Regions from separate parts of the Homo sapiens genome. Here region 1 is linked to region 2. Evidence: chromatin contacts called from ENCODE Hi-C or POLR2A ChIA-PET data. All regions are on one chromosome and are shown on one strand. Each heading gives the region's core, a stretch centred on a gene start or an enhancer-like site at or near the end of the contact. The rest is flanking DNA. Distances are from core to core; before and after follow the strand shown.

The links. Hi-C counts contacts between places; a loop is a spot of excess contacts on that map. ChIA-PET counts read pairs that join two places held with the same protein, here RNA polymerase II (POLR2A).
Region 1: a loop to region 2 is called in a map of Caco-2, with 3 times the contacts of the local background. The contact joins two enhancer-like sites. A Hi-C loop is called at or near these places in 3 of 168 maps with a recorded cell type or tissue (A673, Caco-2 and IMR-90). POLR2A ChIA-PET finds 5 or more read pairs at or near these places in 4 of 52 experiments (A673, MCF 10A, OCI-LY7 and 1 more).

What each region holds. Positions count from the first base shown.
Region 1 is chr5:146,045,855-146,048,886 of GRCh38, reverse strand. It overlaps SH3RF2 (SH3 domain containing ring finger 2), which reads right to left. Exons shown (of 10, transcript NM_152550.4): 6 at 1,024-1,115. The region is part of intron 1 of LOC107986458 (a long non-coding RNA gene); the gene reads left to right. Among named protein-coding and RNA genes, the nearest start is that of PLAC8L1, 58 kb to the left of the region's middle. RefSeq lists an enhancer at 1-214. Within about 2 kb of position 1,782, at least 3 of the 41 ENCODE cell types and tissues checked have a DNase peak (open chromatin) inside an H3K27ac peak, as active enhancers do.
Region 2 is chr5:146,004,890-146,007,719 of GRCh38, reverse strand. The region is part of intron 4 of SH3RF2 (SH3 domain containing ring finger 2); the gene reads right to left. The region is part of intron 2 of LOC107986458 (a long non-coding RNA gene); the gene reads left to right. Among named protein-coding and RNA genes, the nearest start is that of SH3RF2, 70 kb to the right of the region's middle. RefSeq lists an enhancer at 1-114. Within about 2 kb of position 1,528, at least 3 of the 41 ENCODE cell types and tissues checked have a DNase peak (open chromatin) inside an H3K27ac peak, as active enhancers do.

The DNA.
Region 1 (3,032 bases), core at 533-3,032, 41 kb before region 2:
TCAGGAGTTCGAGACCAGCCTGGCCAACATGGTGAAATACCATCTCTACTAAAAATACAAAAAATTAGCTGTGACTGAAGTCCACACAGGAATCAGGCAGGTAATATCCAAGTATGAGTCAGGGGGTAAAGACAATCAGGACTGATGAGGCTGTGGAGGTGGGAATAGCTACCTGATCAAAGGCATTCAGGAAACAATCCATTGGTTTGCCAGATTCAGGGATCACCAGTATATGGCCTCCAGGCATCTCAGACATCAGGAAGTCCCTCCAGACTCCAAGGACTGTGAGACATTGGAGCGTTTTATCAAAGGGAATGGGGGAGTGTTCTCTACAAGGTTTTTTTTGTTTTGTTTTTTCTTTCTAAAATGCTATATTTATTTTTTGCTGTTTACTAAACAACATGTATTTATGACCCAACATTTTGAATCTAAAGCAAGACAATAGAAATTGCTCAATACCCAATCTCCCAGTGATGTTGTGGTATATAATCTTCCAGTCTCTTTCTACTTTTGTAAAATAATGAGCTAAGAGTGATGTGGTTTGCTAATTTGTGTTGTCTTTTTTTTTTTTTGAGACAGGGTCTCACTCTGTGGCCCAGGCTGGAGAGCAGTGGGATGATCATAGCTCACTGATGCCTCAAACTCCTGGGCTCAACCCATCCTCCTGCCTCAGCCTCCTAAGTAGCTAGGAAAATATATGTGCACAACCATTCCTGGCTAATTTTTAAATTTTTTTTGTAGAGATGAGGTCTCACTATGTTGCTCAGGCAGGTTTGGAACTCCTGGGTTCAAGCAATCCTCCTGCCTCAGCTTACTGAAGTGCTGGGATTACAGGTGTGAGCCACTGCGCCTGGCCCTAATTTCTGTTTTTCACCATTATTTCACTTGGAAGTGGTAAAGGAAGGCGACCTATTGTCTCTGGATGGGATGTTTTGGGAATGGTGATGCTAGATCACCACTGTACATGGTAAAGATGACCCCTTTGTGCCAGGACTTGGGTGAAGGGATGAGCCTTTTACTCACATGTTCGCTGAGAGGTGTTGCTGGGAGCCAGGCAGACTGACCACGGCTGTGGAATGTCCTGGAGAGACAGGTGCGGGGTGATAAGTGCTGACCTGCACAGACAGAAAAGACAGCCAAGCAGAACCAATGAATGCCACAACCCAGGCCCACAGCAAACAGAGCAGCTACGTAGAAAGACCTGACACAGCTGAAAACCAACAGCCATGCCTGGTGCCACCCATTGTGCGTCCTCTCTGTGGTTTGTGGCTGTGGGCACAGGGAGGTGGGGAGGAGCTGGTTTATGGCCTGGTGGGGTGGCTTGCCAGGACTGCATTCCAAAAGCCTGCTCAGATAGGGTGGAAGATGAAGAGCCGTCCAATTTACAGTCCACAGGGCACTACACAGGCTCCTCCTCCTGTCCCTCTCCCCACCCCACCCATCTCCCTCTATGAAAACCTGCTCTTGGAAAATGAAATGGTGGCTAATATTGATTCAGAACTGAGCAATTACTAGGCAGTTTTAAGTACTCTATAAGTATCAGCTAAGTTAATCCTTATTAAAGGAATTGTTATAATCCCCATATTTGGATGAGAAACTGAGACAAAGAGGGAAAGAAAGGTCACACAATTAGTATGAAACAAAGAAAATCTAAAATCAGGTAGTCCAAGTTCTGAGCCCATATTCTTATTATTGACTATTGCTAGAAACACACACACACACACACACACACGCCTATCCAATGACTTATAGTAGTTGAATTTGAATCCCTTTCACTTTTCTAGGATAAAAGAGGAAACAATAATGATAAAATGATAAAAGCTCCTGGAAGGCCGGGCTCAGTGCCTCATGCCTATAAACCTAGCACTTTGGGAAGCTGAGCTGGGAGAATCGCTTGAACCAGGAATTCTAGACCAGCCTGGGAAACATAGTAAGATCCCATCTCTTTTAAAAAAATTAGCTGGGTGTGATGGCAGGTGCCTGTCATTCCAGCTACTCAGGAGGCTGAGATGGGAAGTTCGCTTGAGCCTGGGAGGTCAAGGTTACAGTGAGCCATGGTTGTGCCACTGCACTCCAACCTGGGTGAAAGAGTGAGACCCTATCTCAAAAAAAAAAAAAAGTTCCTGTAAACTGCCTACTATCCTAGGGCTTTGGCAAACATATTGCCTTGCTTATTTCCTTCTGAGCACATATCACAGATTATGAGTGTTTCCTTGCTAGACTGTAAATTCCATGAGGGCAGGGACTATGTAAGTCTGGTTCATCATTGTATTTCTGCATGCTCAATACGTACTTGTAGCTTAAAGAACAAAGGAATGAGTGAAGGAATGAATGAAAAGGTCTTCCTACCTAGTACACCAAGGATAATGAAACCTTCTCCATGCCATCCAGAGTAAATACATTCAGTCTGTTTTCAGTCATCTACTGATAAATGATGGTAACTCTGTGTGTGCCTTTTTAGGACTATGCTTTTGTGGGTACAACTATTGTTTGTGTATTTGTGTTTATGTAGGTATGAGTGTGTTATTAAATACATATGTCCCTTTGTTTTGAGCAAACATGTATGTTTGCTCAAGGCCCATGGCAATTTAATGTACATGTGTGATGGCATTGGTCCATTGCAAATCTTGTTTTGTTCACACATGTGGTCTATGGATTGATGTGTGTATGCTATATGTGCTGATGTGGGATTGCAGACACAATTGTATAAAGGATTGTGATTATGAGATTCTGTGTGTATGTATGTGAACTCTAGAGGTGTGTACGAGTATGCCCACCACGTAATTTTGTACATGTGTCTACGTCAATGATTGCGTAAATGTATGTGTGGTCATGTATGTAATTGTGACAGTCCAAAGATCAAGTTGTAGGATCAAAAAACCACTTTAGTCAAATAATAAGTGTTGGGGAGGAGGTATAAAAATGGAAACCCTCATACATTGCTGGTTGGAATGTAAAATGGTACAGCCTCTATGCAGAACAGTCTGGCAATTCCTAATATGATTAAACATAGGATTACCATATGACCCAGT
Region 2 (2,830 bases), core at 279-2,778:
CTAATTTTAGAGGTGAAGTGTCAGGAAACTGTATCCAAATGAATAATCATTAAATGGAGAAGTTTTGGGAAATGGGTTTCAGAAATGGGTAATAAGATGACTGGTGCCTTCCCCCCCAGCCCAGACTTATGAAGAAGAATCTCAAGATAATGCAGGAGACCAGGCAACCATTTCCATAAATACTTAAGCACCTCATATGGGTCCAATGAGGTACTAATTGCAGCTGACGTCTGTCCTTGGAGAGTCAACCACTGACTGAATCATCCTAACTTCCACTCCTACCCAGCAGATGGCTCTGCCACTGACCTATGTCTATAAATCAAGAAGTGGGGCTGTCCTTGAACACTTCTCTCCTCTACGCCTGCCTCTGTCAATCCCAAAGTCCTGTGGATTCTACCTCCTGAAAGGTCCATGAACCTATGGGTCGAATCCACAGTCATCTAACTGGGCAATGCAGAGGCCTCCTAACTCTACTTTCTGCTTTTTTCTCCCTCCTCTTCAAATCGTTCCTCCCACTGCAGCCAGGGCAGTCTTTAAGAAATCCAAACCTGGTCACTTAAAAACCTTTCAATGGCTTCTGTTGGCTTTTGGGTCGAATCCACACTTCTTATGATATGGCAGAGGCAATGATACCCAGTGTTTCACGTGTTCCCTTATACTTCTCAGCTGACTTGACATCACATCAGGCTATGTGACTGGTTCAGGCTAATGGGCTGTGAGTGGGAGTGACAAGTGTCACTTCTGAAACGAGGCATTTAGTTGGTGATACAACTCACTCTTTTTCATGCGTCCCTACTGTGGAAACTAGGAAGCCCACATGTTCCAGATGATGCAGCTACCAGATGGCCCAGCCCTATTAGTTTGGGTTCCTGAGTGACTATGTGAGCAGAGCCCCTCATCACTCTGCACTGAACATGGAATTTAGGTGAGGAATAACATTTTCTTTGTTAAGCCACTGAGACTTTGGTGCCGTTTATTGCCACGGCATAACCTAGCCTATCCTGACTATACAGGATGGTTTATGAAGTCCTCTGTGATCTGTCTTCCATTTACTTCCCTGGCTTCATTTTTTGTTCCTCTTTCACTCTCTAAGCTCCAGCTCTGGTACTTCCTTTTTCCCCTGGCTACACCACATTTCCTCATCATGCAGGACTTTTGCACATTCTACCTCCATTATCTAAAATGCTGTCTATCTGTCAGATCTTGGCATAAGTGGCATTTGTTGACCTTCTGCCCTGGTAAGTTGCATATCATAACTCCCTAATAGTTTCCACTACTTCAGTCTTTTTTTTCTTTTTTGAGATAGGGTCTTGCTCTGTTGTCTAGTCTAGAGTATAGTGGCACAATCACGGCTCACTGTAGCCACGACCTCCTAGGCTCAAATCATTCTCCTGCCTCAGCCTCCGGAGTAGCTGGGAACATTGTGGGCCACCATGCCTGGCTAGTTTTTAAATTTTCTGTAGAGATGGGAGTCTCACTATGTTGCCCAAGCTGGTCTCAATCTCTCGGGCTCAAGTAATCCTTCTGCCTTGGCCCCCAATGTGTTGGGATTACAGCCATGAGCCACTACACTTGGCTACTTCAGTCTTTACATGATTCAACACACTTGCAATTACTGGAATACTTTCTGAATTTATAGTCTCTGAGAGTAGGGACCCATGTTTGTCTTGTGTCTTTAGAACTAGGCACAGGTCCTGGCATAGCAGGCACTCAATGAAAAATTAGTGAATAATTAAACATATGTTTAGGACAGGGTCACAGTGAATGGTTTGCTCTTTAAAAATTTTTTTTTCCCCTGGGAGCTCTGACTACCTTCTCAATTATTTTCCATTCATTCACTTGCTAAGCTTTTTTTTTTTTTTTTTAAACAGAGTGCTTGTTCTGTGTTAGGCTAGCCTGTGAAGTACAACTAACACACTCATCAGATATTCAGAGGAAAGAGGCCATTGAGGGTTTAACTACTTGCTGAAATTTTATGGACAAAGTAGGTTTCTATCTGAGCCTTATAAAATAAGTGAAATTTGAACAGGTAAAGAGAATTGGGTGGTGTATCTGAAAGGGGTCCCAGCAAGAGAAAAGGCATTAGGAATGAGAATTAGGAATGAGTTTAGTAGAGACAATAAGAAGATCAGCCTCTCTGGACCCTTCCTCCATCCCTTCCTTCAACACTGATGGAGTAGAGGAGGTACAGAGAACCCTGAAAGCTGTGCAATGCTCTGGGTACACCATTCATTTCAGAACCTGCTTTAGCTCTTATGACTAGAAGAATTGGTTGCTTCTCCTCAACTGTGGTCTGTTCTGTTTCAAACCCTCCAATCCCCAGGGTGGACAGCACGCCTTTTACTTCTTTCATAGCTTTCTACTACTCATTTTTAATGCTTTATGCATGTTAAGCACCCAGTAAATGCAGCTAAACAATGAAACCTCTCTTTTAAATATGTAATGACTTGCTTCAAGCTAAAGTGAGGCTCATGGCTAATGAGGTTAGGCACTGACAGGTTATATTATACTGGAGCTATACATAGCCTAGCATGTTTTCTTTCTTTTTTTTTTAAAGAAGATTTTTCTTTAAAAAACAGAAGTAATAAATATATGCTAATTTCAGAAGATTTAGGAAATACAAGTTGGCAGAAGAAAATGAAAAGCATCTAGAATCTCATCATCTAGTTATCACAAAATGTTAACATTTTGGTACATATCCTTCTCTAGTCCTTTATCCATTTATATAAACACATATATATTTATAAAGCTAGTTCCACATGGTCCAACTTATTTTTTATTGTGATAAAAGACATGTAACATGAAATTTACCTTCTGAACCACTTTTAAG